Linked DNA regions of Homo sapiens: region 1 is linked to region 2. Evidence: read pairs that join two places in POLR2A ChIA-PET (ENCODE). Cell type or tissue: PC-9. All regions are shown on one strand. Each heading gives the region's core, and the rest is flanking DNA. Links, peaks and the distances in the headings are about the cores only.

What was found. ChIA-PET counts read pairs that join two places held together with the same protein. Peaks named below come from ENCODE experiments on the same cell type or tissue, not always from the same donor. Only the 100,000 strongest peaks of a DNase experiment are listed, where the experiment ranks them.
Region 1: POLR2A ChIA-PET joins it to region 2 with 7 read pairs; 2 of 35 experiments call an interaction of 5 or more read pairs at or near these places.

What each region holds. Positions count from the first base shown.
Region 1 is chr3:127,405,776-127,418,223 of GRCh38, forward strand. No RefSeq gene overlaps it. Among named protein-coding and RNA genes, the nearest start is that of LINC02016, 21 kb to the left of the region's middle. RefSeq lists an enhancer at 608-667. In PC-9, for the core only: no CTCF peak of the experiment used is centred there; no DNase peak of the experiment used is centred there; H3K27me3 peaks cover 3,571 bases.
Region 2 is chr3:127,135,131-127,147,578 of GRCh38, forward strand. No RefSeq gene overlaps it. Among named protein-coding and RNA genes, the nearest start is that of PRR23E, 52 kb to the right of the region's middle. RefSeq lists an enhancer at 3,622-4,122. In PC-9, for the core only: no CTCF peak of the experiment used is centred there; a DNase peak (open chromatin) is centred at 6,921; H3K27me3 peaks cover 2,284 bases.

The sequences.
Region 1 (12,448 bases), core at 2,604-7,603, 270 kb after region 2:
TGGTGATTATTCCACCCACTGATTAGACACCCATAAAATTAGAAACCCAAACCCTCGGTTCATTCTAACTCCTCTGTGAATTCTTTCTTGGACGGTATCAAGAACCTGGGAACTTGCTGGGCTGGGATCTCACTGGCCTCTGGAGACCCTCCTGAGCCCTCTGGCAACGTTTCCCTCGGCCCCGGATCCCCGACCCGCTCAGGCTCCACGAAGACAGCAATGTGTGTCCCCAACCAATTCCCAGTACTTCAAAATACCCCACTCATTTGTGGAGGAAAAGACCACAATAGGTCTTTTGCTTTCGGTGGGAATTCCCTCAACCGAGGGCCACACCAGGGCTGAGAGGGGCTCACATTGCTCAGATGTTTATATTGATGATTGACTCTGGGGTTCTATGATTGATACCAAACCTGTCAATACAACCTTTACAAAAAGGGTGCAGACTGCATACCAAGCCCTGCCTGAGCTTCTTGAGTCTATTATCCAATTGAACTCTCACAACCACCCCCCAAGACAGTTATCATCCCTATTCTTGCCATTTTACAGATACAATCGCTGCAGCTCAGAGAGGTACAGGGAGCTTCCCAGAGTCACCAGGAAATTGTGGAGGCAGGACCTGCGCTCAGGTCGCTCCTACCTCACCAGCAGGGGGCTGAACCCCACGTGATCCACTGTTGCTGAAACTTTCTGGTCTTCCATGGCATGACTCAGGTCTCCTCCTCTCGGCTCTAGCTGGTGCAGGAACCTCCCAGCTTACCTCCTGACTTCACAGTGTACCCTCCTCCCCAGCCTGCCTCGGCCCACCGGCCAGATGAGTTTGGGGTGAAAGATGTTTATTAGGGATCAACCCTTGTGAGAAGAAGGGTTGGTGGGGGAATGTTGGGCAGAGGGAGAAGTCAGTCTGCAATGCAAAATCGAGAACGCTCAGCCAACCCAGAGGGGAGCTCCAGACAGAACAAGCCCTTCAGTGCCCCAAGCAGATGGAAATGGTGGGGCCTTTATCCCCTAGAGCCCTCAGGAGGGCATGGCCTCAGGCAAAGCCGGCCCTGAAGAAGCTGACAGTCAGAGGTGGTCTCCACTGCACACCTACAACAAGGCATGTGAAGAGTGGGGAGGGACACCTCTGTGTCGACTACACCACGTCCCATCCCTGGCTGCAGGCTTCAGTGTCTCCCCACGGAGGCAGAATGCAGCTGGGCCTCCATGCTGCTCAGTTGGTGGCATTTGGCTTCTGGCTCTTTGTTAGGCCGCCCTGCCCCTGCCCTCTCCTCTCAGAGCCCTCCACCCCTCTGACCACACCCCAGAGGCTTCCTTAGCTCCTCCATGGTCTCCTCTCCCCTAGGCTGACTTCTCCCCGGAGACCACCTCCCTGGGAGCCTTGCCTGATCACTGTCTTGTGAGTATTATGCAGAACCCTCTGGGCCTCCAGCCACCCCTGCACAGCAACCACCTCCTACCCCAAGCCAGAGTAGACTAAGTCTGCCCCATGGCTCTGGGCAGACCCTGCCACAGAGCAGAAGGGACCCACCGCAAGGTGGGGAAAGATGACTGGGGTAATCAGAGAGCCAAACTCAGAGCCCCAGAGGGCTGGAGGCTTAGGGACATGAGTAACAGGGTTGGCAGTGAGCACCAGGCGCTTGTGGGACCGTGGCCCCACCTAAGGGGGATGACCTCCGCCCAGCCCCAGCCAACTCATCCAGATGGGAGTGGGCACAGTGTGGACCGATTCCTCCATTTCCCCAGAGAGCTTAGATGTCTAGGTTTTTGTTTCAATTACCTTGATTTTTGGTTAAAGTTGGCCTCTACTTTCAAATTAACAGAAACACTGGATTGTGTGACTCAAACCAAGACCCTGCAGGCCCTGGAGTGGACAAATGAATGCACCACCCCCGCTGGGGCTCAGTCACGGAGCACATGCTAACTAACTGCCTGTGTGGGCCCAGAGCCCCAGCCTCACAAAGTCCCCAGGCGGGGAGACAGCCAGGAGGCAGTGGTCTTCATGAAGAGTGAATGATTATTAGTACAATGTTTTGGGATAAATGGAGCAGTCGGGGGTGGCAGTTTGAAGGGAGCGGGTCTGATGGAGAGGGTGATATTGGAATGGGGACTGAAAGGCTGGGCGCCAGCAAGCCCCACAGCTTTGCAGACCGGCTTTTGGAAGGTGGGGGTATGGGTCACAGAATCCTAAGAAATGTGGCCTTTATTCACTGCAAGGTGACAGCCAGTGGGGTTTTAAGTGGAGGAGATGCTTGCTTTGCTTACTTTTCAATGGGGCCGCTCTGACTGCTTTTGTGAGCATGGCTGGGTGGAGAAGGTAGGGCAGGGTGGCTGTCACAGTCATCCAAGGAGGACGGGAGGGTGGCCCTGACAGCGGGTGGCGGTGGGGCAGTGAGAAATGGTTGGATTGAGGACGTGTTTTGAAGGTAGAGCCAGCGGAATGTGCTGACAGACAGCGCCTGGATGAGAGAGGAGGCCAAGGTGCCCATGAGGACAGTGTGGAGGGGGAGAGCAGGCTCTGCGGAGAAGGCCACAGCACTGTTCAGATGCAGGGCAAGGTTGGAGCCTCTGAGGCCTCCATGGAGCTGCCCAGCAGGCAGCTGGTGCAGGACTGGGACTCTGATGGGGAGAGACCCAGACCAGACTCTCCTCTGGCTGAATGAACAAGTTCCAGCAGCAAGGGACTTGTGTTTAAACGCAGGAGGCTGACCATCCCCAGGGAGGTCATTCAGAAAATGGGGCCAGAAGCTGCTGCAGACCCAGGCCTGGCCACCACCCCGTCCACTCAGGGCAGGGCATGTGGCCCGGGAAGGGGATGGGGTGGAAATAGGCCGTGACTGTCCTGAGGACACAGGGGAAGAGAGGATGGGGCGAGCCCAGGGGTCTCAGCCTCGCCTGGGCGGATTAAGCATCTGAAAACCCCACCCCCACCCCAGGAGCTCCAGTCCTCATGAGTGACAGGTGCAGACGGTGCCCGGGTTGCCATGACAACGGAGAGATGCACTGCTGGCAGTCCACACTTCCTCTCTGACCACCCTCCGCCCCCTATGGGCATCAGGGTGCAGAGAGGCAAAGGCTCAGGCCACCGGGTCAAGCCGTGCAGGCAGCTGGTTAATGAGCCAACCCTGGGCGTCCCTGGGAAACAGTGACCAGGACTGTTAGGATGGCCACTGAGACTTCACCAAGGTGGCTGCACTATAAGTACCAGCAGCGGTAGTGAGTGCTTTGGTGCAACAGCCTGTCTTTGGGGTTCTGGAGCCAGGCTCACTGAGTGACTCCAGAACCAACTAGCTGAGTGACCCTTGGGAAAGTCACTTAACCTCTCGGGGCCAGCTTACCTGGAAGCGGTGGGGACAGGCTCAGTGGGATGCTCCACTCCCTTCAGTACCTCTTAAAGCCTAGTGTGAGAGCCGTGCCTCCAGGGTCCTACCCCTGTCACCTCCACCACTGCCAGTTCCACCATCCTCCTCCTCCCGGCCTCCCCTCCCTGCCCTGGCAAACTCCACTGTCCACCACTGCCTGTTCAGACAACCTGTCCCAGGTATCACTGTCCCTTCACTTCGGGGGACAACTCTCTCTCTCTCTCTCTGCCGACTTTTACAGATCCTTTCTATGTCTTTAAGAGGTTGCCTTGTGACATTTCCACCAGGGAGCAGAGGAAGGGAGGGTGGCTTCCAGGAAGAAGGCAGCCCACCCTCTGGTGCTCCCTGCTCATTTATCTTACTCTCCCCTTCCTTTGTCTCCCTACCTCCCTCCCCAGCTCATCCCCTTCCCTTCACCCCACATCCACCACTGACAGATGGGGCCTGCAGCTGCAGCCTCCTGTCCCCCGGCCCCCGTGGTGGCTGCCCCCTCTGAGGTCAGGGCAGGCCCTGCAGCTGGCAGCCCTGCCTGCTGGAGCTGAATTCCCTGCTGGCCTCCCAGCCCACAGCTGCATGGAAGGACTGCTGCTGCTCTAAGCAGCCCCTGGCCAAAGGAAGAGAAGGGCAGTGCTAGGACATTTCACACAGGGTCTTGTTTCGTTTAGTCCTCACCATAATATACCCATGAAGGCACAGTAAACCCATTGAACAGATGAGAACAACTGACACTCACGGAGGTGTTGGAGCTCCTTTGTGACAGTCAGAGCCACCCAGCTAAGGCGTGAAGGAGCCAGGCTTGGAGTCCAGGTATGCATGGAAATGGGTGGTGCCCTCTTGGCCCCACGGTGGGGCTTCCCAGATTGTCTTCCTGTTCATCTGCCTGCCATGTAACTCAGAGCTCAGAGCACAAGGCTAACATGGCCTACGGTTCGCATAGGAACCACTGAGCTGGGGTTGGCCCTGGTCCGAGGCTGGGCCTGGACTATGCCTGGTCATGGGGATGTTGGACACTACATCTGAGATTTGCTCTTTGCAAATCTCATTCCTTGCCCTGCTCTGTACCGTAGGGCATTGCCTTGCCCTCTGGCTTCCTGAAAGTATGTCTACGGGAAGGCACTGATAGAGGCTGGCGGGCAGGAGGAGGAAGATAGCCAGGTGTTTCTCCCTATTCAGTCTTGGCAGCACCTCTGGCAGTGCTGTTTCCTTCATAACTCTAGCTCAGTTTGGGGCTCCGCCAAACTGAACCCCCTTCCATGGTCGCAGCTCCCATGCAGAAGCCTCTACCATGACTCCGAAAGGTGCCCTGGTTTCTGGGCTCTGGTGACACTGCCTTCTCTCTGTGGGACAGCAGTCATGAATCTCCGGCTTGCTTAAGTCACCAGCCAGTTTGGTTACCAGTTTCCCTGTATCAAATCACCTGTTTATGAGACCTAGAGTGACTTCTGTTTGGGAGAAGAGATCCTAGACCATCCCCACTGTTGAAGAAGAAGAACCTAGCCATGACCATCAGAAAGGAGGAGCAAGGAGTGAAAGATGTGTCTCAGATCCACAGCGTCACCAGGAGGTGGCCACCAGCCCACTCTGGGACCTGGCCTCCTCTCATATGAAAGACAATAGCCGTACTCTTGGTGCTTTCTTTGAGGGCTCTTGTCAGGGTAAAATGGGGCAAAGAGCTGGTTGGTGCTCAGGCCAGCACAAGGCACTCTCAGATGCCCAGGCCTGCACACTCTCATCCCCACTGTTCTCAGCCCGGCCTGCCTGGGCACAGAGGTGGACTACTGCAGGGCCCGCACGTCTCTCCAGCCTTATCTTGGGCTGTTCCACCCACCCAGAGCAGATCCACACAGATTCCGAGGAAGTTCAGCAAGGCTCTGACTGTCCTCGGGAAAAGGGGGTAGCTGGCACACAGGAGTGAGTCCCTGAGAGATCTCTGCTAAGGCAGCAAAGTCTACATGGTGCCCTGGAGACCTTGTTCATTTTGTCCTCTCAAGATGACAACCTTACTGCTCTGGGGAACTTTCCACCTGCTCAGTGCACCAAAGGAAGGGAGACTGTCAAAAGAACCAGAGGATCTGAGATTGCAAAGGGACATCATGGGGCCCTTGAGGAACAGCTTCCTGCTGGTGCACAAAGCCCAGCCAGAGCCAACCAGAGCCGGCTGAGCATCTACAGGGACAGGGGCTTCCCACCTCCCAGGTCCCCACACCACACTGAGCAGCTCTGAGGAAAGTATACACATGGGAAACAATGGCAAATGGAAATAGGATACCGTTATCATTAGAACTCTGGCAGACCTAGCTCATTTTGGTCCAGAGGACCTTTCTCTCTGCCTGCTGCATAGAGATAAGCTGGGTAGCTTCCCCAGGGGCCTAATCTCAGCAGTTGCCCCTCCTCTGCAGCTGGCCCCACCCTCTCCCAGCATGTGGCCCTCCCTGGGACAATCACACTGCCAGGTGCCCAGATCCAGGAGAGAGCACTGTGTCCAAGCCAGCCTAGCCCCAAACCTTCCCTGGATACTTGAAGGAGTGGGTTGCCCCTCCACACCTGTGGGTGTTTCTCGTAAGGTGGAACGAGAGACTTGGAAAAGAAAAAGACACAGAGACAAAGTACAGAGAAAGAAATAAGGGGACCCGGGGAACCAGCATTCAGCATATGGAGGATCCCGCCAGCCTCTGAGTTCCCTTAGTATTTATTGATCATTCGTGGGTGTTTCTCCGAGAGGGGGATGTGTCAGGGTCACAAGACAATAGTGGGGAGAGGGTCAGCAGACAAACACGTGAACAAAGGTCTTTGCATCATAGACAAGGTAAAGGATTAAGTGCTGTGCTTTTAGATATGCATACACATAAACATCTCAATGCTTTACAAAGCAGTATTGCTGCCTGCATGTCCCACCTCCAGCCCTAACAGCCCTAAGGCGGTTTTTCCCTATCTCAGTAGATGGAACGTACAATCGGCTTTTATACCGAGACATTCCATTGCCCAGGGACGGGCAGGAGACAGATGCCTTCCTCTTGTCTCAAATGCAAGAGGCATGCCTTCCTCTTATACTAATGCTCCTCAGCACAGACCCTTTAAGGGTGTCGGGCTGGGGGACGGTCAGGTCTTTCCCTTCCCACGAGGCCATATTTCAGACTATCACATGGGGAGAAACCTTGGACAATGCCTGGCTTTCCTAGGCAGAGGTCCCTGCGGCCTTCCGCAGTGTTTGTGTCCCTGGGTACTTGAGATTAGGGAGTGGTGATGACTCTTAAGGAGCATGCTGCCTTCAAGCATTTGTTCAACAAAGCACATCTTGCACAACCCTTAATCCATTTAACCCTGAGTTTGACACAGCACATGTTTCAGAGAGCACGGGGTTGGGGGTAAGGTCACAGAATCTCAAGGCAGAAGAATTTTTCTTAGTACAGAACAAAATGGAGTCTCCTATGTCTACTTCTTTCTATACAGACACAGTAACAATCTGATCTCTCTTGCTTTTCCCCACAGATACTCATGCTAGAGCTGGCCCTTCAGAGACGAGGCCTGACAGCCTCTCACCAGCCTCTCTGGTCTGCACGGAGGGCTAAGTTCCTTGCTGGAGGCTCCTCACCTTCGCTTCCCTTTCCTTGTCCATTATGGCTGGGCAGTGGTGTTCCTAACCCTCTCCCCAATCCCAGAGGTCAGGGATTTCAGGGACTGGTGGAAGGATCCATCCTCAGAGCGAGTCCTGCCCACTTCGTCCTCCTGAGAGGCTGTTCCCCTGCCTCTGATGTCAAGGCCAGGTCTGAAGCGATGACTGTGGCCCTACCCGACTTCCCTGCACAGCATTTCTAGTTCACTAACTTCATGAATCTCCCTGGCACCCTGCTACCTCTGGGCACAGACCACACCTGCCCTCCCTCCCCAGCCCCCATCTCACCTGGGATTCCCACTTCGATGCCTCCTGTGGCTCACTCATGGTCTGGAGTCCCCACGCCTCTGTCCCATATTTGTCTGAACACACATCAGCCCTCAAGGTCACCAAGGGGGTGCCACCCACGGCTGTCTCTGACCCCCAGTCTTCAATGCTGGGGCCTCCTGGGCTCTGGCCTCACTGTGGAAATCACTCCCAGTCACTGTCTGGAATCACTTCCTCTTCCCCATGCAATAACCTTGGGCCCCTGTCACCCTCTGCCAGGGAGAATAACAGCAAGCCCCAGGGTCCTAACCACATAGATTAATCCTCATTTGGTCATCTGGGGTAGGCACTGATGGTATCCCCCTTTCTTACAGATGAGGAAACAGAGGTGCAGAGAGGATAAATGATTTGCCCGACATAAATACTGTTCCGAACAGGAGACAAGGAAGTAGTAGGTAGAAGAGAGTGGTTTCCCAGCAAAGGCCCCACCCTCAAGCCTGGATTCCCAGGTCAATAAATGAGAACAGGCTTTCTTGTTTTCGTGCCCCAAAAGTTGCCTTTTTGGCCCACAATGCCCCCTATCTTGCCCCCAATATAAACCCCAAATCCCAAATTCCAGGAGAGACCAGCAGACCAGCAGATCAGTGATGGCCAGCCATGGGGTCCAAGCCCAAAAGCCCTTGCCCTGGTTCCTGCACCTGCCTGTCTGCATGCTCCCCCTTCCCCTCCCCTGCCATAAAGGGTTTGAGCTCCTGGTGGCCCAATAGAGAGACACACCCCTGTCGCACATCCTACAAGGGGGGCCAGGGAACTCTCCTGTTTCAATATGGCTTGCCCACAGACAGTGTGTGGGAGAGCTGAGATTTGAACCCACTCTGCCTTGAGCTCCCAGCTTAAACCCCTACACTGTCCAACCAAAAGAATAAGTCAGAGTAGTTCAGAACATTCCAATGTGGCATGATTCACTTGTTCTCACAGGGGATGTGCAGAGGATGGTGACAGAGAAAGGACTGCCCACCCCCACATACACTGGGGCACCCCCAGGCAGCTGCTACAAGCCAGGGTGGGATGGGGGCATTCTGACCCCGCTTATTACTCCCCAGGGCCGGGGAGGATGGGAGGATGGGCAAGGTGACACCCAGTCATAGCTGCATTACCTCATTGGAAGTATTCTCTAACTGAAACATTAAACTGCTAGTGAGCATAATTTCTAGGCAGACAGCAACTTTGCACAGGAAATTTGCAAGCATTACATGTCCTCTTTCCTTGTTGCAATCTGTATAGTTTATCTTCTGAAACAGGGCTCGTGACTAAAGAACAAGTCTCCTAGGCTGCTACTCCCAGAAACGAAAAATATATCATTCCTTACATGGCAGAAATTGGGCTTTCAAACCTATAAAGGAGAATTTGAACAAGGCTCTCCCAGAGCAGTTCCTGTCTTCCTCTGGCTCTTTCTACATCTCTTTCCCCTCTTTTTTCACTTTCACACTTCAAGACTGAGACCTGATTTTAAACCCAGTCCATTCCTGCTTAAGTGTCTGATGTCTCCTTTCCGAAGCTCAGAGCAGTCATCTTCCCTTCACATGACACATTCTAAAGAATTCTCCCTGTCTCCCCAGGGCTTCCCACCAGACTGAAGCAAAACTGACTCTCAGAATGCAAATGCCTCAGTCCCTGGCCTCCATTTATTTCTGCAGCAAATGTTAAGCAAGCACCTACTATATTCCAGGCACCATCCTAGGCATGGGGCAGCCGTGAGAAAACAAATTCCTACCTTCGAGTGTTCGTGTGTATCAGTTTAGCAGCTCTCAGCTGCAAGGGATGAAACCTCAGCACAACAAAGCTTAAACAATAGAGCTATTTAATGTCTTTTTTTTTTAATTTTTAAAAATAGACATGGGGTCTTACTACATTGCCCAGGCTGCTCAAACTCCTGGGCTTAAGCCATTCTCCTGCCCCACCCTCCCAAAGTGCTGGGATTAGAGGCATAAGCCACCACACCCGGCCATATTTTCTTATATGACAAGAATTCTGGTGGTAAAGGAAGGTCCAGGATTGGTTAATTCAATAGACCAATGATGGAAAGTCTGGTTTTTCCCATCTCTCCACTTTCCCATTATCAATGGATTGACTTTGCTCCTCAAACTAGCTCTCTTCCTGGTCACAAAATGGCTGCCACAGTTCCAATCATCATAACCAGGTACAAAAATGTTCCAGAGAACAGAGTTTCTTCCTTCCGACTCCTTTTAAGAACAGTAAAACACTTCAACATCCATGCATGATTAAAAACCTTCCCAACCTGATAAAAGGCATCCATGAAGAAACTCCAGCTAATTCAACACTTAATGGGGGAAGGCTGAATACTTTCCTCTAAGGTCATGAACAACGCAAGGATGTCCACTCTCACTACTTCCATTTGACATTGTTGTGGCAGTTCTAGCTAATACAATAAAGCAAAACTTAGAAATAAAAGGCATACAGATTGAAAAAAATGCAGGGCCAGGAGTCACTCATGCCCATAATCCCGGAGAGGGTAGATTCCTTGAGCCCAGGAGTTCAAGACCATCCTAGGCAACATGGCTACAAAAAAATAGAAAAATTAGCTGGGCATGGTGGTGTGCACCTGTGGTCCCAGGTACTCAGGAGGCTGAGGTGGGAGGATTGCTTGAGCCTGGGAGGTTGAGGCTGCAGTGAACCATGATTGCACCACTGCACTCCAGCCTGGGCAACGGAGCAAGACCCTGTCTCAAAAAAGAAAGTTACAGATGACATAATTATCTATGTAAAAAAAAAAACCCAAAGAATCTAAAAAAGAGTTATTAGAACTAATGAGTGAGCTTAACAAGACCATAGGATACAAGGCCAATAAACAAAAATTAGTTCTATTTTTATATGCTAAAAATAAATAATTCAAAGCTGATATTTAAAAGTGTCATTTATAATAGCATCAAAATTATAAAATACTTAGGTATAAATCTTAAAAAATATATTCAAAATCTGCATGCTAAAAACTATAAAACACATTTGAAAGAAATCACAGACCTAAAGAAATTGAAAGAGGTAATCATGTGTCTGGATTAAAAGATCTGGTATTGTTAAAACGTCAAGTCTCCCCAAACTAATCTATACATACAATGCAATTCCAGTCAAATCCCAGTGGGATTTTTATAGAAACTGACAACCTGATTCTAAAGTTGAAATGGAAAAGCAAAGAAACTAAAATAATTAAAACAATATTTTTAAAAGAAGAGCAAAAAGGAATCATACTACTTGATTTCAAGACTTATTATAAAGCTACCATCATCAAGAAACATGGTGTAGGAGAAAGGATGTATACATAGATCAATGGATCATAACGGAGTCCAAAAATAGACCCACACATTTATGGCCAATTGATTTTTGACAAAGGTGCAAAGGCAATTCAATGGAGAAAGGATAGTCCTTTCAGCACATGGTGCTGGAACAATTAGACATCCCCGGATGCAATGAGAAGGGGGAGGAGGAGGGGAGAACAACTTCAATTCATGTCTTGAACCATATGAAAAAACTAACTCAAAACAGAACTTAAAACTAAGTGCAAGCCTCAAACAATAAAACTTCTGGAAGAAAGCCTAAGTGAGAGTCTCTATGACCTTAGGTTAAGCAAATGCCAAAATCAATTCATTCCATAAAAGACAAAACTGATGGATTCGATTTGATCAAAATTAAGAGTTTCTATTCTTTGAAAGTCACAGTTCAGCATGAAAAGACTGAAAGAAAGTAGGTACAAATCACGTGTCTGATAAAAAGCCTATGTCCAGAATATACAAAGAACTCCCAAAACTCAATGATAAGAAAACAAAGAACTCTGTTTAAAAATAGGCACAAGATCTAAACAGACACTTCATCAGAAAAGATATACGGATGGCAAATAACACATGAAAAGACACTCAGGATCATTAAAGAAATGTAAATTAAAGCCACCACGATGAGACATATGTGTCTACATACATACTGGAAAGGCTAAAATTTAAAAAAAAACAAAAACCTCACAGTACGGAGTGCCTGTGAGGGTGTTGAGCAGCTAACCTTCCATATATTTATACTGCTAGGGGAAATGCAGAATAGGCTACCACTTTGGAAAACAATTTGGCAGTCTCCTATCAAGCTAAGCATACGTCTACCATATGACCCAGCAACTCCATTCCCAGGTATTTACCTAAGTTAACTGAAAACATATGTCCACACAAACTCTATCTAAATGTTTATGGACGTTTTATTCATAATCACCAAAAACTAGGACAACTCAAATGTCCCTCAACTGGCAGATGAATAAACAAACTCTGGTACCTCATCCAATGGCATACTATTCAGCAATCAAAAGGAATAAACTACCCATATATGCAGCAACATGGCTGAGTCACAAATTCCAAATGAAAAAAGTCAAATTCACAAAGCTACCTAGGCATTCAGAAAAGCAGAAGACTGTGGAGACAGAAATCAACTTGGTGTTTGCAGGAGCCGGGGCAGGGGAGATAGTGTCTACACAGGTAGTTTTGGGGGTGATGAACTTGTTCTATATCTTGATTATAGTGGTGTTTATGTGGTTGTATGCATTTGTCAAAACTCATCAGACTGTGCAGTATAAAAGGTGAGTTTTATTTTGTGTGATACCTTAATAAAAGAAAGAAAAAACAAACATTTCTCAGAAGCAACCTCCCATCTCAGTGGCTGGATTTGCGTCTTCCACAATTTCTAGCATGAGGAATGGGATTGTCTTGGCTGGTTTAGACTCATCAGGACTTGCTGGGAGCATGCAGGAGGGGTACTTGAACCCATCGAGAGTCTTGTTAGAAAGAAAGGTGGAGAGGGAGATGGGTATGAAGCAGGCTGCCTCTGGGGGCCTCCTACATGGAAGGTCCCAGACTGCAAACAAATTGGTAAACAGAAGTGCTCAGGTAGGCGTGTGTGCTACAGGAAAGAAAGCAGTGTGGTGTGAGAGGCGGAGACTTCTGGGGCCCGCAGGGAGGCCAGACGGACCCTCTCTGGGGAGGTGACTTTGGAACCCAGACCCGAATGTTGGGAGAAATCCAAGCAAATAGCACAGCAAAAGCCAAGAGTCAGGAGGGAGAACCCATAACCATGGTGTAACCTCGTGAGCACAGAAAGGCGGGCTGGAGACTTGGCTGGAAAGGGGAGAGGCCAGGGGTTGGCTTTCACCCCAAGAGCT
Region 2 (12,448 bases), core at 4,617-9,616:
CACATGTATAAATGTGTGTGTGTCTGGAAGTAAGCATGTGAGTGAGTAAGAGTCTGCATGTCCTGCTGTGCCCCCGGGCTGGGCATCTGTATGTGGTGTGGTGGCTAGCCGTGCATGGTCATGTCTGGCCCCACGCGTGGCCCCGGAGGGTACACATTTGTGTCCATGCACGCGGTGCCTCTGCAGCCAGGCTGCAGCCAGGCCCTGCCAGCCCGCTCCCCTCCCGCGTCGGGCTGACGGCTGCCTGGGGCAGGTCTGAGGAGCCAGAGAACTCTTCGCGCTGTCACTGTTAGGGAAATCTGTGTCATCAGGCGCAGGACTGGAAAACAGCCAGCGCAGGGGGCCCTTGAGCCCGAGCCCTCCCCGCCCGCGCTGTCACCAGGGCCACGGGGCTCGGGTTAACTGATCGCAGGGAAAAACCCATTAAGCGCCTGCCTCTCCCAGTCATCCGTTATCGCGCGGACGGTCGCTCTTCTTCACGTAATTGGAGAAACTTTTCCCATTACCCGCTGTCTCTGCGAGGCGGCTCTCCCGCCCCCGCACCCTCCCCGCGGCCCCTCTGCCGTCACGCGGGTTCTTTTCCTCCTCCTTAAGAGGCTGACCTAATTTCCACTCTTTGTCATTTTCTCCCGACCAAACTCGGAGTCGGCTTTCTCCAGGAGCTGCTAGGAGCCTGGGCTCCCACTGAGCAATCCAGAGCAGCGTCTCCATTTCCTGGGCTCTCCAGGCCATCGCAGCCCCCGGCCCTGCCACGCACCGGCGCAGCCCCTGCACTCGGGCGGCCCTGCCTCGGCGGGATGAGTTCGTCCGAGGTGCATACAAGATGAGAAACAGAGCGCCGGGTTGCAGTGCCAGGCACCGAGCTGGGCTCCCCGAAGGCAGGCTCCAGTCCCTCTTCCCTGCTTCTTTCCGTGGGAAGGCAGAGCTGACTGTGGTTTCCAGAGGGGCAGCAGCAAAAACGAAAACATACTGTCCTCCTCCAGCGGCTGGGTCCTACCTGGGGAGGGCCTGTGTTCTTCACCAGCCTGGCCCCCAACCCCAGAGGGGAGCCCGGACAGAGGTTTTCTCTTGCTGCCTGGGTGCCTGAAGTTGGCAGATTGGCCTCCCAGGGACCTTGCTGCACCCTTGCCCCGCCTTGAGTCAGCCTCTGCACCTCTTAGCGTCCCTGGGAGGAACCCCCTCCCTGGCACCCATCGTGCGCACTGCGACCTGGACAATGCCCCAGCCAGCGTCAGTTCTGCTCCCTGTGAGAGGCACGGACCAGGCATGGTCCTGACTGCGGCTGGGTTCCCTGGGGTATGTGAGTGCCCGTGGGCCCCGTGGGAGGGGGTGTCCCACCCAGTGCCTCAGGCCTGGAAGCCAGGGTAGAGCCTCAGTGGACACAGCCTCATGGCAGAGGAGCTGCAGGAACGCCCTTGGACCTTTCTGCTTCCCGAGGGAGGCAGACTTATGGGGAACTGAGCTGGAGAGGGCCTCCATAGCTCAGTCCACACCCTGATGCCAGCCTCCCAGGAGGCTCTGGTGGGTGAGACCCGAGAGTGCAGGTTGCCAGCAATTTGGGAACTTTCCTGGGATTTCATTCAGCTTCTCCCTGACCTCCTAACCTGATTCCCTGACCCTCTGACCCCTACCTCCTGGACCTTAGGTAACCATTGCCACAATCCCTGCCCTGCAGACCTCCACACCAGCCTCTTTCCCCCCCTGTGCCCCGCCTCCCTGCACTGCCAGAATGTTGCTCCTGGCCCTGGGCTAGGAGATGGCTCTGGCCGTGTCCACTTGTGACTGGGTTCGCTAGTGCCCCTGGATTCTGTCCCTCTGGGGAGGGTCAGTCATGGTTCCTCTGTCCCCCAGCTCATCCTCACCTGGTGCCACCTGATGCCCATTGGCACCCACAGTTTCAGTCCTAAACTTGGAGCAGGAGGGCAGGCTGCCCCCTGTGGGTCCCAGCCCATTTGCAGATCGCTTATTCTCTTTGGAGAGTGGGTTTCTGCTTTGCTTTTTGACGTTTCTATTGACATCTAAGTTCCATGCAGTAAGCTTGCAATCTTTCATGCACCACATGGGTGACGTCATCCAGGCCCAGAGAGAGAACACTGCCTGCACCTGTGAGGTCACTTGTGGCACCGCTAGGGAAATATCTGCCACACAGGCCAACCACTATTCTGGCAGGAGGTTAGCGCTGCCTGCCCTTGACCTTCATGGATGCGGACGCAACCAATAGGAGCCCATTTGTATCTGGCCTCTCTCACCACACCTCATGCCTGCTCACAATGCCTAGCTGATAGCCAGCCTGTGCCAGGAGACCTCGGGGCTCCTCTGCTTCTGCAGGACGGGCTCAGTTGACTAGCATTGGGCACTTGGGAGGGCATCTGAAAAACATGCCATTGGGATGTCTCCACCACATCTCTCATAACCCCTCCTGGTGCTCAGAAACCCCCCCACCCCCACTGTCCACACTGATGGGCTGGTCCATCTAGCACTGGCCTCACATATGGCATTCCCCCTCAGGCACTGTGCCCCTGGGCCTGCTATGGGCCCACCACTCCTGCCCAGCTGGCCTGGCTTTCAGGTGCCGTGGATGCAGCCTCCTCAAACCCTCATCTCGGGCTCTGACTGACTCATGACCAGAGTCACTAATTTTGCCTTTCTAAATATTGACAACTGCGTGATGTGAGCTTTGACCAAGCAGAACAGACACGGTGGGTGTCAAATGCCAGCCTGCTAGTGTCCCAACTCCTCCATGCCAGCTCCCAGCACATGCACACACAGGCACACAGACACACATGTGCACATGTACTCACAAGCACACATGTAACACCCTCCCACTCACACACCCACAGATGCACATGCACGTACACAGACACACATGCATGCACACAGACATATGCTCTGCTGCGACCCTTTCAGTTCCTTGGGGCCACTTCAGCAGGTCTAACTCCTGCCCCTGTGGCTGCCTCTCCTCCAGAGTAGGTCAGAGTGGATGTGGCCTCAGTTGCCTCATCTGTGCTTGAGGAGGATTGGACCAGCTGCTCTCTGAGGCACTCTGGCAAACTAGCCACATTGTCTGGGGCACTTCCTTCCCTTACTGCCACCAGTTCCTGGGCCTCAGTTTCCACATCTCTGTAACTGATCTCCCAGCTCAAAGTCTGCGTCCCAGTGCACTGAGTGCGTGTGCAGCACCCTGGGTGGCAGAGGATCAGAGCCTTGAGCCTGAGGGTGTGGGTCTTGGAGGGTGCCCCGCCTGGGCCTCTCAGGAGGCCTGGGGGGACGTGGCCACATGTTGTTCTTGCGGAGCGCAGACCAGGTCAAAGCCTCTGCACACTCTAATCCCTTGGTGGAGCCTCTCACCGGCCTCACCCAGATAATGCCTCAGATTGGGATGCCTTGGTCCCCAGGGAAAGCTCCCCTTGCCTCCCAGAACAGGTGAGATGCCCACCTGGGGGCCTTACAGGCCTGTGCCCATGGCTGGGCCACCTCAGTGGAGCTATGATCTGTAGCTGATGACCTGATGGGCCCGCCTGTCTTCCCTGAGACACAGCTCTGTTCAGGCTGGGCTGGCTGTTTCTGCTTACCCATGCGTCCCCAGAGCTTGGCAGTGCCTGCCACAGTAGGTGCCCATGACGACTCACTGGCTGGGTGGAGCAGCCCAGCAGTGGCTCCTGGCCAAAAAGGGACTGGGAGGCTCCCCAGCAGGCAGCCCGTGTGATTCTCTTCCGAGGCTGCTTTGGCCCCACCAACATTGCTGGGCTCTGCCAGGGGCGGTAGACGTCAGCTGAGCTAAGAGGGATCCTCGAAGTGACAGGTGCTTCTTAGCTCCGGGCGTGCTCCAGGCGCGCCCCGGGCCCAGGCTGAATTGGCTGGTACAGCAGCCCCTGTTTCCTGGGCTAATTAGGGAAAGAGGGCTGGGAAGGGAGGGGCCAGAAGTGAGAGACGCTCTATTCTGGGCTCAGACCAAAGGCAGCGAGGCTCACTTGTGAGAATGGTGTGTGTGTGTGTGTGTGTGTGTGTGTGTGAGAGAGAGAGAGAGAGAGAGAGAAACAGAGAGAGACAGACACAGAAAGGGACAGAGATCAAGACAGAGAGGAAGAGACAGAGAGAAAGAGGGAGAGACAGACACAGAAAGAGAGACAGAGATGGGGGTGTGTGTGTGTGTGTGGATAGAGGGCCATGTGCCTGGATTGCACACGTGTGTATGTGCTGTGTTTTTGTGTATATATAGGCATATGCCTGGATACACACTTGTTTCCGTGTTTTGTGAGTGTATGAGTACATTTGTGCCTTGTGAGTCAGTGCGCTTGTGTCTGAATCTGCATGCACGCTTTTATGGCATGCACACTTGCTCCTGTGTGCATGTTTATTTCTGTGAGTGATGTTTGCATTTTGTGTGTCTGTGTTATGTCTGAATGTGTGTGTGTGTGCATGAGCGTGCAGTACTGTGGCTCTATCCCTGCTCCAGAGCTTCCATTTCTATGCGAGGACTGGAACTGTTGTTTTTGGTGGTGGTCCCTTTCCATCTTGTTGGCTCCTCTCTGGGCCAGATCCTCTGAGGAAGGACAAGACCCTGGGGCGATGGCCTCCTGATTGCCCCGTGGGTCATCTGGGTCCTGCCCCATCCTGGGCCCCGCAGACCAGGCTCCTGGCCATCTGCCTGACCCCAGGCCTGGAGCCTGGTTCCCATATCCTGGGCACATCACAGCTTCAGCAGACACCATCAGACCGTGGCAAGGGTCCCTCTGTGAACCCCATGGACACCCCTCTTGATCCTCTTTCTTAATAAGGGGCCTACAGAACCCTGGATCTTGCTGGGTGATCATGTCCTATAACGTGGCCATTTTGTGAGTGATAATCCCACGCGACCACAGGCGCTGGCCAGGACTGTGGTGGGCAATTGTGCCAATGCCCCTAGGTCTCGTCCGCAGCTGCACTGTGCCCACCCAGACCTCTGCCTGGGCTATGCTGAGGGAGCTGTGTGGTCTGGCAAAGCCCCTGGAGGCTGGTTTCCTTGTCTGCACAGTGGTGCTGCCCTCCCGGCTAGAGGAGGGTGCAGGAGGGAGCTCTGCCCTGGGGAGGCCTTGCTGGCATCTGTGAGCCCTGCTTGGCTTGAGGCACTGGCAAGGGCAGTTGGGCTTGTGGAAGGGCAGGGAGAGTGAGCGAGAGGGTGAGGGAGAGGTGAGTGGGAAGGAGGGCAGCAGGTGCACAGAGTGGGGCTGGGGAGAAAAGTGGGCTCTGGCGTGGGGAGCCAGCGGTGTGCACTCATTGCGGTTGCCTTTCCTCCTCCAGCTGTGTTGGAGGAGGGAAATGATGCCATGTGGAGGCCAAGGGGGTGGCTGCAGGGGCCCCGTGAGAGAAGATGGTGGCTGGTGCTGAGGCTGGGGTTGGACAGTGTTGGGGTGGGGTGGGGCAGTGAGGTGGGGAGGGGGAGTGAGACAGCAGGGATGGGTGGTGCCTGGGCCTTTGGTACTCACACAGGGCCCAGCTGCTCGTTAGCTGTCTGGAGCATCCCGGGCCTGCCTGGATGGGCAGGAGGTGGCCCTTGCTCGGGGAAAGGCCTCAGCAGGATACCAGTGGACCAGTCCTGGAACAGCCGCCGGTGAGTGTGAGTACTCAGTTTCCACACCAGAACAACAGGAGGAGCAACCCCCAAGGGGAGGGCGGGTGCTGGGATGAGTGGTAATGGGGCCGGGGCCCGGTGTCATCAGGCTGGGCACTGCGGAGAACTCAGTGGGGTTGGGGTGGGTGGCAGGTGGGCACCACGGGTGCCAAGGAGACTCTAACAGACCCCCTCTAGTCAGGAAGGGTGGCAGAGCCAGTGTGGACAGGGGAGTGAGAGGCACTGGCGGGGGCGACTCAGGGCCAAGTGGGCAGCTGCTGGAGCTGAGTTTGGGGAGAGATGATGGGACAGCTGTGGCAGAGTCACCTCAGCCTCTGAGAGGACAGGGAGCTGGGGTGGGGGCTGCAGTCCTGGCCTCCCCACCTCTCCCACCCCGCACCTTCCCCTTGCGCTCTCAGCCCAGAACATGGGCCCCAGGCCCTCATGGCCCGTCTCGGGCTTTGCCTCATAACTCTTTGTGGCCAGGGTGGCTGCTCCTGCCTTGGGAAGCCTGCTGTTTGGGGCACCAGGCCTGACCTGAAACCCTCACCTGGAACCTGACTCTGTGCATCCAGAACCAGTGGCCCACACTCCTGGAGGCTCAGGGCCCATCCTGTCGGGTGCCAGACAGCATCAGGTCAGAGCCACACCAGCCTGGTGCTCAGAGGTGTCCCTGTGTGTGGGGTGGTGGCATCCCGCTGTCATGAGAAACCAGGCTCTAGCACAGCTAGCAGGGGCCCTTGGCTACTGAGAAACCCCTTCACTCCCTGATGCTCTCACCTGTAAAACTGGGGGCTCATGGCATAGGGCTCACAGATAAAGGGGAGCCCTGTGAAACCCTGATACATGACACCAGTCAATATCAGCTGTCCTGTGACCTCGTCTTTCTCCTGCCTGGCCTCTCCATGAACCACCAGGGATGGTCTTTGGGGGAATTTGATAGCCTGGTGATGGGGAGTTTTATGCAGATGAGACCTGAATTGGGTGTGGGCTTCCTCTTCCTGTGGGCAGGATGATAATTAGGGAATCCGTATGGAGGATGTTAGCTTGTGAAGGGCCTTAGATACCAGGGAGTCTGGGCACATTGTTGGGCTAATGGGGAAACTGAGACCCAGGCAGAAAGCCCTCAAGGCCCCAGGCCTCCTCCCCTAACACAGGGCAGCCTGTTTGTAGTTCTCATGAGAAGGATATTCCTGGCCTTAGGTCCTGCTGGAAGGTGCCCTTCTTGGAAAAGCCCCTGCCGGGAGACTGCAGGTGAGTCAGGGCAGTCGCTGCCAGCCCCGCCTCCTGGCTGATGGCCATCCTGCGAAACAGACCTCGGCTATCTCCCCGATACTGACAGTTATTGCCACAGATAAGAGCAGAGTAAACATGAAATCCTTTAATGCATTTGCTAACAGCTGTTCTCTGTTTATAGACACCAGGCCAAGCAGGAACCTTGGCTCTATAAAGCCGGGATGCTGGGCACGGGTTGCCGCCTGCCCGCACTCAGCTGGGCAATTTTAGCCAAGCCCAGGCCTCTCTGGGTCTTGGTTTCTCCATCTGTGAAACATGCGGTCCCAATGTGACGGCCTAGAAGGCTCTGGCATCCTGTGAGCTGATGTGTGAGGACAGGGAGTGTGTGCAGGTACGTGACGCACGCACACACAGACTCACTTGGGGAAGTCAACTGTCAAGCTCAGTGTTTTAAAATGTGCTTATTTATTTGGCTTGTTTGTGCGCCATCTCTTCGGCTGCCTTTATAAATATTTATCAATGTTGTTGCAGTGGCATTTCCTGGGAGGAGGTGAGAACCGGCTGAGAGGAAAGGATGTCAGAGAGGAGCTGACAGGTGGAGGGCCCCAGGCCGGGGAGGGAGGAGGAAGCCAGGGCCTGGCTCCAGGGGGATAGGGGCTATGATGTGGGGCCTGACCTAGGACTGAGAAGCTGGGATTTGAAAGTGGGACCCAAAATTCAGGACATCAGGTAAGGATGAATCAGGACTATGAAGAACCAAGTAACCTTGGACAAGGCCTTGGACTTCACCATTCACAGCTACTTATTAAATAACAATACTTAGCATTGACTTGTGCCTGCCAGACACTGTTTTCAGTATTCCCTTATTTAATCCTTATAAACAACTCTCTGATGAAGGGACTGCAATCCTCCCTGTCCTACAGATAAGGAAATCAGGGAACTGGGATTTAGTTACCTGCTCAATACACACTATTTTGAAACCCAGAGCCAGGCTGCAAACCCAGGCAGCTGGTTCCAGGGCTCTCACATAGCCACTTAGCCACTCCTTAGTCAGCACTCCATCCTGGGAAGATCATTTGCTTCCTAAACAAATGTTCCTTACAGCCTGCTCCACACCTGACCAGTTCTGACCTTGCTCCTGGGGCAGCAGAGATGACCAAGAGAAAGCCCCTGACTTTGAGAAGCTCAGGGCAAGTTGAGCATGAGAATGTTGCTGTGTAGTGAATGTTCAGGATACATTGGGAGGGCATTTAATCCTCACCCAGGTCAGCAGTGGCTAGCCAATCTTGGCTGGCCCAGGAAAAAAGTGTCCTCAGTCTAGAGTGGAAAGGAGAGGCCTGGTAGCAGAGGGATGAAGCTGGAGGATGTGGCAATCAAAGAGAAATCTGGTGTTGAGCCTGAGGAACAGAGAGGTAGAGGCTGTATCAGCTAGCTTTTGCTGTGTAACAAACCACCCCAAAGCTTCCTGGCTTAGCACAACCACCAATTGTTTAGCTCATGATTCTGTGAGTTGGAAATTTGGGCAGGGCGGGCTTCGCTCTTCTGGAAGTAGGGTGTTATAATTTTACTCATTTATGAATCCTTTTTTCTTGGCCTTTTGAAAAAAAAATTTAGTTCTAATTATATGGGTAGCTAATAGATGTGTATATTCATGGGGTATACGTGGTGCTCTGGTAGGCACACAGTGTGTAATAATCAGTTGAGGTAATTGAGGTATTCATCACCTCAAGCATTCTTCATTTCTTTGTGTTAGGAACATTTCAGTTCCAGTCTTTCAGTTATTTTAAAATATACAATATGTTATTGTTGACTGTAGTCACCCCATTGTGCTATCAAGTACTAGATCTTATTTATTCTATCTAACTCTATGTTTGCACTCATTATCCATTCTTACTTCTCTTCCCCCTCCCTGCTACCCTTCCCAGCCTCTGGTAACTGTCATTCTACTCTCTGTCTTCATGAGTTCAGTTGTTTTAATTTTTAGCTCCCACATATGAATGAGAACATACAAAATTTCTCTTTCTGTGCCTGGCTTATTTCACTTAACATAATGTCTCCCAGTTCCAATGATGTTGCAAATGACAAGATTTCATTCTTTTTATGGCTGAATAGTATTCCACTGTGTATATGTACCACATTTTCCTTATCCACTTATTTGGTGATGGACACTTAGGTTGCTTCCAAATCTTGGCTATTATGCATAGTGTTGCAGTAAACATGAGAATGCAGATCTCTCTTCAATATGCTGATTTCCTTTCTTTTGGGGCTTGGCTCTTCTTGCTGGGCTCACTAAGATGTCTGAACACAGTTGGGATGGCGGGGCCGTTCTCCACAGTCTCTCCCCTTCCACAATGATCTCCCTGGCTTCCTCACACTCTGGTCACAGGGTCCTAAGAGTGAGATTGAAACACACAAAGGCTCTTGAGGCCTTGGCTTGGAACAGGCGCCATGCTGTTTTCCAGTGCATTGTGTTAGCTAAGGGTTTGGGAAATAAAGCCCACTCTTTGGTGGGAGAAGCTGCAGAATCATATTGCAAAGGATGTGGGCAGAAAGAGGGGAGAGATTTGGAGCCATTTTTGCATCTCCCTTGCAGATCATGTACAGTTATGCAAGTCAGAGGGGAGGTGGGAGGGGGCTGTGGCCGGATTCCGTTTAGGATACAATTGTATTGCAGGTGTTGATAGGACCTGTGAGAAGAAGTGGCAAATGCAGCTTTGGGGATCTGAGGTCTAGATTGGTCCTTTCAGTGCCTCTTCTTCATGAGTGGCATCCAGAGTGTCTAAGTGCCTGCTCACCATCTCTGCCGATGCTCCCTGGTGCTGACTGGCCCTGGGCAGCCCCTACCCGCCTGTCAGTGACCACGTAGGCTATGTTCTGTCTGCTGGGCTAGACGTCCACTCCGCTCCAGTGTCGGGGTGTGAGGTCCTTGCAGGACCCAGGCCTGCCCTGTATCCACATCCTGGTCCTGCTCCTCACCAGCTGTACATCCCTTGCAATTCTCACCCCCTTTCTGAGGCTCAACTTCCTTATCTTCAAAGGAGAGGACAGAGGCTGCCCCTGATCCTATGAGGACACTATGGTGCATGCACAGCCCCTGGCATGAGGCTGGCTGCATAGGGATCCTGGTACCGTCATGTGTTCCCCAGTGCCCTCCAGAGTCTGTGTGTCTCTCACTGTAAGCCGGATTCAGCACTTCCATTAGCTGGCCCAGGGTGGGCCACAGATCCCTGACTATTGGCTTCTCCCTGAACCCCATCACTGCTTATGCAGCCCCACTAGGGGTGTAGGCTAGCATCTCCACCTTCATGGCCATGGCTGAAGCTTGACCCCACCCCCTAGGTGCTCAGGCCTAAGGCATGGTGCCATCCTTGACGCCCATCTCTCTTGCTCACACCTCGTCAGCCTCACCTTCGCAGTATGTCTAGACTCTGACCACTTCCCCCACCCCTACTGCTGTGCCTATTCCCAGCCACTGCCATCTCCCACCCCCTCACTGGGCTCTGGGCAGCCCATTCCCTGACATCCCTGCTCCCCACGGGAGGGTTTGCTGGTCACACCTAAGCCAGAGCAGGCCCCACCTCTGCTGCAGGCTCCACCATGGCCCACATGTGCCCACCAAGTGCCTGAGACCTCTCTGCCTTCCTCTCCCTGTCCTCCTCCTGGCTCCTGCTAAGCACCCGTGGTGCTCTCTCTTTTACCGCCTTTCAATCTCTCCTTTTTTTTTTTTTTTTTTCAGACGGAGTTTCGCTCTTGTTGCCCAGGCTGGAGTGCAATGGCACGATCTCAGCTCACCACAACCTCTGCCTCCCAGGTTCAAGCGATTCTCCTGCCTCAGCCTCCCAAGTAGCTGGGATTACAGGCGCCCACCACCATACCTGGCTAATTTGTGTATTTTTAGTAGAGATGGGGTTTCTCCATGTTGGTCAGGCTGGTCTTGAACTCCTGATCTCAGGTGATCTGCCCACCTTGGCCTCCCAAAGTGCTGGGATTACAGGCATGAGCCACCACACCTGGCCTCCAATCTCTCCTCTAAGGCCACCTTCTCCATCAAGCCTTTCTAGGTCACCCTCTTAAAAGTTGCAACTCCACCCAAGCACATGCGACCCTTTCCCTGCTTCAGTTTTCTCCACAGCCCTGTTGCCTCCTGATATAGTCTAGAACTGAGCGATTTTGTCTATTAGCTTCCCTCAGGATATGAGATCCATGAGAAGAAGAATTTATATCTATATATTTGTTCATCATTATGTCCCCTGCACCCATAACATAGGGCCTGGCACACAGCAGGTGCTCAAGAAGCATCTGCTAAATGAGTGAACGAGTGGATGGATGAGTGGATGAATGGATGGATGGGTGGATGGATGGATGGATGGGTTGGTGAGTAGATAGTTGGGTGTGTTGGTGGATGGGGGGGTAGATGGATGGATGGATGGATGGGTTGGTGAGTAGATAGGTGGGTGTGTTGGTGGATGGAGGGGTAGATAGATGGATGGGTGGGTGGATGGATGGATGGATGGCTTCCAGTTGTCAATGGCCCACTGCCCAATTTGCTTCCTGTGTAACCTTGGCCCAGTTGGCCAACCTTTCTGTGTTTCCCCTGTAATGTAGGAGCAGTGGAGATGCCTCAGCATCACTACCCAGCAGCCAGACACAAGTTTTGTTTGGCTCAGACTGCTTTAAACAATTTCCATGAGTTGCCAACATTTTGAAACAGGGAGCTTTCACATAACAATCCATCTTCCAGCTACTTGTGAAAGAAAGATGGCTCACTGGCTCTGGGCTGCAGCCAGGGGTCTGTCCCTGCCAGTGCGACCTGTGCCCAATCCACCTCTCTCCAGCCACACACAGCCTGGGCAGGCAACTGAGTTTGAGACCCTGCTCTAAGGTCTGTGCATCAAGGAGGCCACTTCTGGAAAGGGAAAGATCACACATTTATTGGGCACTTCCTGTGTTAATGAAGCCCACACTTTGTGTTTCTAAAAGCCTTTAGTAGGTCCATGAGCTGGTCCCATGTGGTCAGGCATGGAAGCTGGTAACACGGGGGTCACAGGAACAGTGAGGGACATGGCCTGCAGTGGTGGAATTGCCATGGTTTAAGACATCTTGTTCCCTCTGAGGAGTCTCTCAGCATAGTCACTTGTGATGATGAAGGACATGGAGATGGCACCAGTCCATTTTGTGGATGGGGACATTGAGGCTCTGCAAGGTACACAGCCTCTAAGATCCCACCACTTGTGGGGGCAGAGCTGGGATCAGGGTCCAGGTGTGTCTGCCTTTCCAGCCACTCCCTCACCCCTCACCTGCCTCTGCTCAGGCTGCCACAGACCCCTGGGCTCCCAAGCTCCACTACCCGAGAGTCTTCTGTTCTGTCTTCTTCCTCAAGGTCTTACTACTTGTCTTCCCTGTCGCTGACCTCTTCTTGGTGGGTGTGGGGGAAGAGGAAGAAGAGGAGGAGACGGGGGAGATGGAGGGGGCAGAAGGAATGAGAAGGAATGGACTCAGAATGGCTGGCGGCCAACACCTCAGTGGGCCATCCTCAGCCATGCCCTGCAGCCAACCCATCAGCCCGGCCCCAGACACTTACACTGTGGAGGGGGCAAGGAAAACCAGGACCCTCCCCTTCTG